Linked DNA regions of Homo sapiens: region 2 is linked to region 1. The links are chromatin contacts, found by Hi-C or POLR2A ChIA-PET in ENCODE. All regions are on one chromosome and are shown on one strand. Each heading gives the region's core, a stretch centred on a gene start or an enhancer-like site at or near the end of the contact. The rest is flanking DNA. Distances are from core to core; before and after follow the strand shown. Region 1 overlaps BTBD7 (BTB domain containing 7). Region 2 holds the start of UNC79 (unc-79 subunit of NALCN channel complex).

The links. Hi-C counts contacts between places; a loop is a spot of excess contacts on that map. ChIA-PET counts read pairs that join two places held with the same protein, here RNA polymerase II (POLR2A).
Region 2: a map of chondrocyte shows a loop between it and region 1 (2.0-fold over the local background). The contact joins the promoter of UNC79 here to the enhancer-like site in region 1. A Hi-C loop is called at or near these places in 1 of 168 maps with a recorded cell type or tissue (chondrocyte). POLR2A ChIA-PET finds 5 or more read pairs at or near these places in 2 of 52 experiments (OCI-LY7 and WTC11).

Annotation. Positions count from the first base shown.
Region 1 is chr14:93,236,425-93,241,725 of GRCh38, forward strand. It overlaps BTBD7 (BTB domain containing 7), which reads right to left. Exons shown (of 11, transcript NM_001002860.4): 11 at 1,126-5,301. Among named protein-coding and RNA genes, the nearest start is that of UBR7, 32 kb to the left of the region's middle. Within about 2 kb of position 4,052, at least 3 of the 41 ENCODE cell types and tissues checked have a DNase peak (open chromatin) inside an H3K27ac peak, as active enhancers do.
Region 2 is chr14:93,428,156-93,433,456 of GRCh38, forward strand. It overlaps UNC79 (unc-79 subunit of NALCN channel complex), which reads left to right and starts at 2,784. Exons shown (of 52, transcript NM_001395159.1): 1 at 2,784-2,896. The coding sequence starts at 2,875.

The sequences.
Region 1 (5,301 bases), core at 2,802-5,301:
TGGCTTGGGAAGCTAGCCCGAGTTCATTTTTCCAGGAATAATCCACAAGTACAGAAATGAATGTTGATTTATTCAATTTTCTTGTTTAGATTTAAGAAGCTCACCCACAGAAACCTTAGATTTTATTTTATCTTTATACCCTTCTGTTAAACCTAAGATGGTTACAAACTATAAAGCAATAACTTGTTAGTAAGGCATGAAGAGTGAGATGCTAGGACAGAATTTGGCACTGAAATGATAAAAAACATTTTAAAGAGCTCGCTGGTTGCAGTGGCTCATGCCTATAATCCTAACATTTAGGGAGGCTGAGGTGGGAGCATCACTTGAGCCCAGGAGTTTGAGACCATCCTAGGTAACGTAGTGAGACCCCCTCCTCTGTCTCTACAAAAAATTTTAAAAATGAGCCAGGCATAGTGGTGTAACACTGACTGTAGCCCCAGCTACTCGGGAGGCTGAGGTGGGAGGATCATTTGAGCCTGGAAATTGAGGCTGTAGTGAGCTGTGATCACACCACTGCACTCCAGCCTGGGTGACAGAGCAAGACATTGTCTGAAAAATAAAAAACAAAATAAGAGCTCTTTTGTAGCAATTTTAAAAAATGGAAATTAGAAAACTTTCCATTTTGCGTTTTTTTTTTTTTTTTCCAGAATCCTAGACTCTAGACCATGATCTCATTTCCTTTTGAAATTGAAAATATTACTGAGCCTGGGTGTGAAAGCAAAGGCAAAGCTCAGAATCTAGGCCAGGTCTCTGACCCTCGAAGGGCCCTGAAGAGCAGGACACATCCAGGTGCCTGGTTCACGTGGGTGCCATGCTGAGCTTCCTGCAATCCTGAAGACCCCTGTGAGAGGAACTTTCCGCTCAAATTTGTAAAATAAAATTTCTCAGAAATGTCTCAATGAAATAATAGAAAATAATGAACTTGATGATTCAGAATAAAATGTGTGATTTCCGAGAAAACGATGATGATGATGATGATAAAATGCCTCTGAATGATTGAAATCCTAGAAACAGAGAAAATCAACCTAGAAAACCTCCCAATTCTACCCTCCAGGGGTGCAATGACTTCTATAATTGAAGACTGTATGCTCCACTGCTAAAACAGACTGTATCCAACTCAGCAGATTCTATACAAGCCATTTATTTGAAATGCCAACTATATGTAGGATAAAGTCAGTGTTACATGCTTATCAGTAACAGTAGAAAAATAGAAGCAGTGAAAACCTCTGTACAACTGTAATGGTACTCAAAAGAGAAATGTATCGTTTTACAATGCTTCACACAGACGAATTCAAGTTTGGAGGTACCTAAATAAAAATACTATATATTTCTTTAAAAATCACTATGTACAATTGAAGCGTAAACAAGTTTTACAAAGTACTGGTTATGCAGGTTGTAGAAAACACTTGCATAGGACATGAAATCAGTTTAAGAAAAATTTCTGAGCCTTTAGCATTGAAGGCACTTGACTTTATACCAGTAACAGCACAACCACAAGAAACGCAGTGTTGTAGATGATTTTCCACCTCTCTGAAGTACAGATGTGGTGCATACACAGCAAGGAGAGTTCAGGAACCTTTATCTCTCAGCCACCCCATCGAAGAGCAGGACTTGGTACCGCCTGCCCATGTAACCCAGATACAGTTACATGTAGGTACAGATGATGAAGCTTCCAGAGCTTATCTGATCTCTTAGACAGAACTCACATAAACACACAAATACAAGAGGTTATTTTCAAGACACACACTTGCAAGTAATCTTTCTATAGAAATGGCCACAGCATTATAATATTCAAAATATGGAAGATTGACAGTCTGAGGATTTTCTAGAGGAAAAAAAAATCAAAGGACTTGCCAAAAGGATAACTACATAACAGATATGACAATCTACAGGACAAAAAGACAACATGTCACCAAATATTGTTCATACAACAGCGTTAATGGAAAACAGTAAAACACCTTTTAGCAGTGTGCATGTTAAGTCTTTTAGTAAGATTATCTGTAATGAGGTTTGAAAGTAAATCACTTAGTAGACAAAGTAAACCACCACAGAACCAGGAATAGCACCCATCACTGCTGCTTTGTCACTCCAGAAAGCTGAAAGTCAACCGAACAATGAAAAAAAGTCAAAGAAGCATTTCCCTTTGAATTCAGTCCTAAAAATATGAATGCCTTATAATTAATTTCAAAATAAGTATCTTACAAGTGTTTCATGAAACATTGTTTTCCTAAAAGGCAAATTCAACATTATGAAAATATATATTTTGCCGGGTAGTTACTGAGAAATGTCAATCCTTTCAACTCTAGAGAATGATGCATGGAGGTCGGCTTTGAGCCCCACTGCCGCTGGCGCGTGTTTCCAATTTGCCTTCTGCATCGGCACCTTAATGCAGATGTACAAGGACTAAGCTCATTGCTAGAATGGCAACAACAAACCAAAACAAAAATCCAATGAAGGATGGCAGATGCAATAAAAAGTTTCTGAGGAAGCAAAAACAAGAATTAGTTAAGGCTTCATAAAGAATTCTATAAGAAGATTTAAATGTCAAGAATTCACTGAAAAGCCTCAAAGCCTAACGGGTTATTGCGGTGTCAGGCTAGCTGAGGTCTAGTGACATGTTCCCAGAAATAAAGCTAAAGGGGGCATGTGAGAACGGGCGTGGAAAATTGAAACAATTACGTTTCAAATACTTTTTGCCTTTCATGATGCTGTTTTTTCCTTAGGAGCCACGGGTGACTCTGAACTTCAATTATTCATCAAAATCACAAAACTAAAACAATAACATAAGAAAAAAGACCAACAGCATCTTTAAGAAACTTGAACGTCCTCTCGGCTCTAGCGTGTAAACGGTAGGTCTCTAACCTCAACGCACAGCGGGCACTGGAAGCGGTGATTGTCCAAAGGCCTGATTGTCCACGATCTCAAAAGGAGATCTGGTATTTTTGTGATTTGGTTCTCATTAAATTCCTATACCAAGTAAAATGCCAGTTCCCATGGCCTAAATTTTATTTTATATATATATATGCTTTTTTTTTTTTTCTGAGAGCAACCTTACTCAGACTTCACATTTATCTTAGTACAGCATTAAAAAAGATTTAATAGATGGGTTCAAAAGCCAGAGGCATGTAGCTCTTGAACCTACCCTAGTAACCATACTTCACAAGATACATTAAAAGTCCACTAACACCTAACCTAACGCACACAAAACCCACGCCTGTTTACCTTCTGCAAGTCGCATCGGTCCGCAATCCCACAGATTAAAGCAAGTTTTCCCTTTATACGCAAAGTTTTAGCCAGGTAAGCTATTGTATGATTAAAAGCAAACTTTATAAACTAAATAATCTTAGGAATAGTGGCCACTTACTTTTATATTTCAGGGATATGAGAGAATAGTTCATGAATTTTCAGAAAAATGAATGTGTGGGATCAACAGCTCTGGTCTAACATTTGCGGGGGGGGAAGGGTCAGGGATGAGAGTTTTTCTCCCCATCCAAATTAGGTCTGTTGAGTCTTACTTGCAGTACCGGCGCAGTACATGAACATGTCAACATACATATGTGGCAGAAACACACATCAAGGAACATGACGGCATTCACTTTTGTTTCTGAAGACAGACAGAGACTGGGCTTCAAAAGACACCGTCTTCTATTATGAGTCAAACTTCTTACAAATGAGAACAGAGGCCTATGCTTTTCTCTTTAAAAAAGGAGCCTCGAATGCGATGCACAGCCGACCTGCAGATTAGTGTTAACTCTGGGAGCTCGGGAGCGTGCACCACCACCAGTGTCACCGAGCGCACCCGCACAGCAGCTAACCAGTCAGGCAGCAGAACGAGTGGCGGCAGTTTGCCGGGGCGTGCAGACACACGACATGTTTCCCATCTTGGAGACTATCTACTGTTCGGCTTTTCTAAAATGTCAGATTATTCCTGAGTGTATATCCACAGGGTAAAGGAGGAAAAGACCGTAAGAGAAACTATAGTTTTGGGAGAAATCAGCGTTGTTGACACCCAATAGAAAACCTATTTACTTCAAAGTGCATGTAATTCATTTACCCGGTAGCTCATAAACGCTCCCTAGCCCTGCATAGTTTTCGAGTGAGTGTGAGTGATTCATAGTTTTTTATATATATACATACATAGAAAAGAGGATCCCAAATATCCTGCAGAGGAAGGAATGCTTAGAAAGCCTCTTTTCTTCTAAGTGCTACGGCTGTGTGTTTATGTGTTTGTAAAAATACAAAGTAAATGCTCAAATAATGTTGAAGTGATTTAAAAACTCAAATACTCATATATTTACATTGGAGAGTAAGAAAAAAAACAGTCCTTAGCTCACACATTGCCCTTCCAAGGGAGAGGATCCTGAAAGACCCCATGTGCTCAGTGGTTTAGTAAATGCCAAACCAGCGTCCCAGTGGAGTTCAAGTAGGACATGTAGTGTTTAACTGAAAACAATTTTTTTCCTTTTTTCTGTTGGTGAGAAAGCATTATGCATTACACAACACCAAAATTTAGACATATTTTGAAAATCGTTTAAAAGAAAACGTATCTTTACAAACACCAAATAACATCCATGAGACTGAAGCCCTTTTGTTTTTTTCCCATAGAGAGCAAGACAATTAAAGGCAGCAAGCAGTCAGTTCCGCCATCACAGCTGGAGAGTTGACGCTCAGAACCAGAAATTCTGTCAGTGTGACCTTTAAGTTACTTCTCTATTTCCACTGCCTTTTTTTTTTTTTTTGAGACAGGGTCTCACTGTTGCCCAGGTGGGAGCACAGTGGTGCAATCTTGGCTCACTGCAGTCTCAACCTCCCAGGCTCAAGCGATCCTGCCACCTCAGCCCCCCAAGTAGCTGGGACTACAGGCACGCACCACCACGCCTGGCTAGATTTTTTTTTTTTTGTATTTTTTATAGAAATGGAGTTTCGCCATGTTGCCCAGGCTGGTCTTGAACTCCTGAGCTTCAGTGATCTGCCCGCCTCGGCCTTCCGAAGTGCCGATCACAGGTGTGAGTCACTGCGCCCGGTCTCCACTGCTTTCTAATTCCAAGGGATGCGATCTGTTTAGAGCCTCATCTGGTGACTCTAATCCTTATGACCAGAATGTGCAGGGATTCTGACTGCATCCACACTGTGGAAATGTAACAGCTTTAGCCTGGGCACAGAAGGCTTTTCTCTTTCCTGTTCTTTCCTGAACCAGCAAACTTCAGGACCCTGACTGGACTCCCGCTGGAGGAATGAAGCCCAGCTCCTAGGACTTATTAAAAAAAAAATGACATTAGATTTATGGAGGCTGAGCGGGAA
Region 2 (5,301 bases), core at 1,534-4,033, 190 kb after region 1:
GCAGGTAGGGTAGTGAGGAAATGGAGAAATGGAGGCCACTTATTCAGTAAGATGATAGGCACAGCTTTTTGAGGATGAAAAATTTATGCATGTTTGCAAGCAGGATGGGAAAATCCATTGAAAAGATGAGACTTAAAATGCTGGGAAAAAGAAGATAATTAAAATAGCAAATTCTAGAATAAGTAGAAATGTTTATAATTAGAGGCATAGGTTTGGAAAAAAAGGCATTGCATCTGGCAATGAGAAGAGGCACTACCTCTGCAATAGAAGAAAACTAAGCAGGAAGGATTGAGATAGGTGGAGACAGAAGGAAAGGTGAGGGAGTTCATTGAAGTAGTAAGGCCATATGTCGGAATGGTGAAACTGAGTAATGGATATGGCCCAGGTTAGTGAGTTAATGGGCATGTCAGAAGGCTCAAGCTGTGAGTGCCTAGGTTGATGATTAGAGTCTCAATTATATGGGTGCTATCAGGCTTTGGAGGCTCCGAAGCATCAGAACTAACCTGAATGGATTGGGTGCATTTGAGGAGTTTCAGCAGTAATGCTAATAGCAGCCATCACTCATATGTGTCATTGTTCTAGATTCTCATATATATACTTATTTATTCCTGACAACCTTTAATGTGACTATGATATGACCATTTTTCAGGTAAGGCAGTCGAGGCATGGAGAAGTTAAGTAACTTGCACCAGGTTACACAGATCATGAGAGGCAAAGCTGGAATTCAAACCCAGGCTGTCTAACTCCTCAGTCCATGACTTAACACCATTATACTCTCCCTTAACTCAGTAACGGGAGGGTTAATTGATGACAAATGAAAGATTGTTAAGCAGATAAAGGGATAATAGGTTTCCAACACATACTTTGTCCTTTGTTTCTGTATTATCCAAGACACCTCTTTTTCATGTGTGTTAATTTCCAATTACTGTTTTCTTTATCAAAGCCTCAGGCTTCCAAGAATTTTCTGAATAACCCATTGAGCTTTCTTTTAGTCATACAAAGTGTTTGTCATCTTCTCAGGAATGTTCATTATATTCATATTTTCTTTAGAATGATTCCAATTTCTTTTTACTCAGAACGAACTCTTTGGCATCATGCTTCACATAATCATTTATCTTTTACTAATAAATGGAACTTCTCTTTGGGATGTGGTTTTGGGAATGAACAATGACATGGAATGATAGCTGATTAGCCAGAGCAACCTGCCAATCAGCAGGATGTCAGAGTCCAATCACATATGCAACCCAAAGAGCCAATTCACTAACCCTTTATGAACATTTTTGCAAATACCATGAAACTTGAGTGCTGTGTGTGCATCATTATGGGCAGTTTCCCTGTTATTTGTAGATTTTTTTATTTGCTACTCAGAAGCATCTTTCCTTGATGTTTGTTCATAATATTTTTCTTAATTGTCCAAGATTTCACCTGAATAGTTTGATATATTACACAGAATTTAAAATTCTTTCCCTAAATAGGATCTTTTATTCTCTGAGGTGGAAAACATTGATTTATCAGCATTAAAAGTCATTGTCAACACTTACCGTTTTGTTCCTGTAACTTTTACTAAATTAACCTGCTATGACCATGCCCCTCAGCTTTAACAAATTAAACTATTTGAATGAAGAATGGACATAATGGTTGGGGATTGTGCCGTACTTTTAGTTTACAAGGACTTGCGCATCCATTCGATCTGCCCAGTAACTCTTCAGGTGACAGGGCAAGGTTTTAATGTTCCCATTTTACAGATAAAGAACCGGAGGTGTAGGGAGATTAGAAGATGGTCCTTGAGTGAGTAAGTGGTAAAAGTGGGTCTTGAATCTGGTTCTTCCCGACTCCAAGTGTCTCTCCATTCTGTAGTGGATTCTTTGGATATCTTCCTATTAATATGCACGATGCCCTCGTCTATTGCCTTCCTTTCCCGCTGCCTTCGGTTTTCCAGTCGAGGGGCTTCCTAATGTGTCCCTGTCCAGCTGGGATGGCTGCAAGGGAGCACACCTGGGGTCTTCCTGTCTTCAGTCTTTCATCTTCCTTTTCTGTGGCCCTTCCAGCTTCACCATCCGTGGACATCTCCTCCTTCCTTCAGCCCCAACTTCTAAAGTCTTGTCACAGCCCCCTGGCAGTGGGACCTCCCATCCCCAATCATCAGCAGGAGAGCCCATCGCAGAGGGGAGGCGAGGGCAGGGACCGCAGCGCACAGGGAAGCCATGCTGAGGGTTCCTCCTGCATTTTCTTCCTCGCGGTCCTCAGGAACATCCTCGCGCCCTCCGGCCCCGGCGCTCCAGCCCGCCCCGGATCCGCCTCCCTCTCCTTCCTCCCCGAGGTTGAGACGAAGCGTGGGACGCACCTGGGTCCCTCTCTGGTCACCCTGCTGAGGCTCCGGGGGCTGCTCCGGGAGCAGGATTTACAGGCCCGGAGAACGCCAATGGGAGATCCAAATGGTCGGGGACTCCGGCGCTTTAAGAGGCTTTTCTCTGGGAAACACCCGTCCCCTCCGTGCGCCTTATGAATGGAAATACTCCTCCCCCGGTCGAGCCCATTTTCCCATTTCACCAGGAGCCGCAGCCTGCTCTCTCCTTTCGGTCTCCCCGCCCACATCAACGCGGGCAGCTCCAGGAGGGGACGGACAGGAAGCCTTTGGCCGCCTATTAAATCCCACCCATTTCTCCGGGGGCGATTTCCTAACCTTCCGGGACCGAATTCTGCAATTTGATGTGCGTTTTGTCCGAATGGTAGCGACACGGGCCTAAGGGAGGGGGAAAGCGAGGGGGTGGGGGGTGGGGGGTATGCACTCTTTTCCTCGCAACATCGCTGGCGGAGCGAGGGAGCTCACACGACACAGATTTTGGGGCAAAGCCTTTCCAACTGGACAGCACCATGTCCACCAAAGCGGAGCAGTGTAAGTAGCAGCCGGCCCGGCATTCCGGCCCGGCCTCGGCTGGGAGCTATTGCAGCTGCGGCGTTTGCGGCTGCTGGGAGACCTTGGCATTGTGCTGGTGCGGGGGTGGGGGCTGAGGTTGGGGCGGGTGGGGGGTGGCGGAGAGAGAAGGTGGGGGAGGGTGGACGTTAATGGCAGCGCGGCGCTGTCCCCGGTGCTGAAAAATAATACGGTCTTCCTCGGGCTCCAGCGGGGGTTTCTCAAGACTCAGAGACCCTGCGAAATGAAATTAAAATGGGGTCATTCTCGGGAAAAAGAGGCCTCGTATCTTTCAGATAAACATTTCAGTATCTCTTGTTGGAGTGGGGGAAGGGGGGTAGCGGCAAATCAGGGGCGGGGAACTGTCAGTTGCAACCAAAGCCTGCCTGGCCTTCTGAGCATGCCCAGTTCTTGGTGCTGGAGCCATAGGGGAGTTTGAGTCTGCAGTTTCCACTTCGGGTGGAAGAGGCAAGAAGGGAGAGAAGGGGGAGGGAGCAGGGAGCCAGGCAAGAGGAAAATTAACTCACTAATGCCAACACCAATGTCAAAACCAACCACAACCATGCGGTGCTTACAAGAAAGTGAAAGGAGCTCTGGGAAAATGACCTAATTGATCTAATTATTGTTCCAAAGAGCAGGCTTCCTTTGTAGGGCAGCCCATAGCACCGGAGGATTTTGGTTGTCCCAGTAATGACTGACTGTGTGCGTGGTTGGAAGCAACCTGCTAACTCCTTGTGGATGGAGTAAGTTTCTAATATGGTTCCCATAGTCTGTCTTATTGCAGTGCGCACTAGTAGGCCTTCGGTGTGTGCTTGGTAGGTTGATCAATGTGAAGCCTTTTTCCGAGTACACTTGAGGGCTTGAGGGATTCAGGAGCTTAAACTTCAGATTGTAAATAAAAGACGTTTTTATTAAGCAGTAAGTTTGAATTTTTAACAATATACCAGAACTTATTCACCTAGATTGACTCCTTTCTTCCAAAGCAGTACACGTTATATGGATAATGCTGTCACTACTTAAAAGTCTTTGTAATTCTTCTTTGGAATGGCTACTAAAGCCGGTTTTTGAGACACACAAAACAGTAGTCTCATTATTTGAGGGCAATATCTTATATATGATAAAATGCAGTATGTCATTTATTCACCAGATAAATTAAATAAACTGAAGGCTTATAGAATTCTCAGATTGATGGTTCATTAGAAATTGTGCATGCCCACCTACCACCCAGTGCTTTTACTTCTTTATGTTTTTTTGGAATCCGGAAGATCTGAGTTTCAATCTTAGTTTTGCTACTGTTTGACCTTGGGCAAGATAATTGACCTCTCTGAACTTTATTTCCTCATCTGTAAACCTGGGCTAATCATGCTGATGGGGTTGTTGTGGGGAATGAGAGAATACATATAAAAGGTTTAGTAATGAGCCTAGCACATAGAATGTACTCAATAAATGATGGCTATGATAATGACAAGCATTGCCCACTTTTAAATAGTCCATCTCCTCTAAATAGTTAGGAAGCTCTCTTGTGATTTTTTTTGCATGTTTCTGAAAGTTAAATCTACATTCAAAATTAAGTTTTGCTTTTACAGAGGTTTTTGAAAAAAATTGGGTGCATTCTGTTTTGAGGAATGGTAACATAGTTTGAGTCCATGTAGAACCTCCCACTTGAGAATATCACATCCTGATATTATAATAAAGCCAAGTGGTTTTATTATAGTATGGTTTTTAAAGGAAAAAACACCACCTGTCATTTGATTGTGTAGTTACATATTACGTAAGTAATTTCAGGCTAAAGCCAGTGAGTATTACTGTCCTCTTCCTGTGTTTTCTCTTCCTTGTTACATTTTGAAATGGACTGGATGCTTTGTCTTGTCTCTTTCCTGGGCAATGAATAAAATCTATCTATGGACTTGATTCTGTAGAGCAATTAGTGGACTTAAGTAGCTATTTTAGACGTGTTAGTGAAACAGATTTTTTTCATCTGTAGAGGATGAAAAGGACACCATATCTGGAGCTAGAACATGTGGACTTGAGCTTTGTATGTCCTTCTGATTAATTGTGAGACACGGGGCAATTAACTTAATAGTTTTGTGCCTCAGAGTTTCCATCTTTAAAGTAAGGAATTGTAGTAGGAGCTATCTTTGCTTTAGTCTTAAGGGTTTGGAGGGCAAAGGAGGTAAATGGGAGTAGGCTGTGGAAAGGTTAAGGATGCTATGGATGTTTTTAGATATCTGTATTTAGAATGAAGGTAATTAAGGAATCTCTTTTCTTTTTCTGTTAATATGCACTAACATGAGTGGATTGACATTTTCGTGTATGTTATGTACCTGAAAATAAAGCAAAAACACAATAGGCTGCATAGTTGATGTTCATGAAGGACAAATACTTTT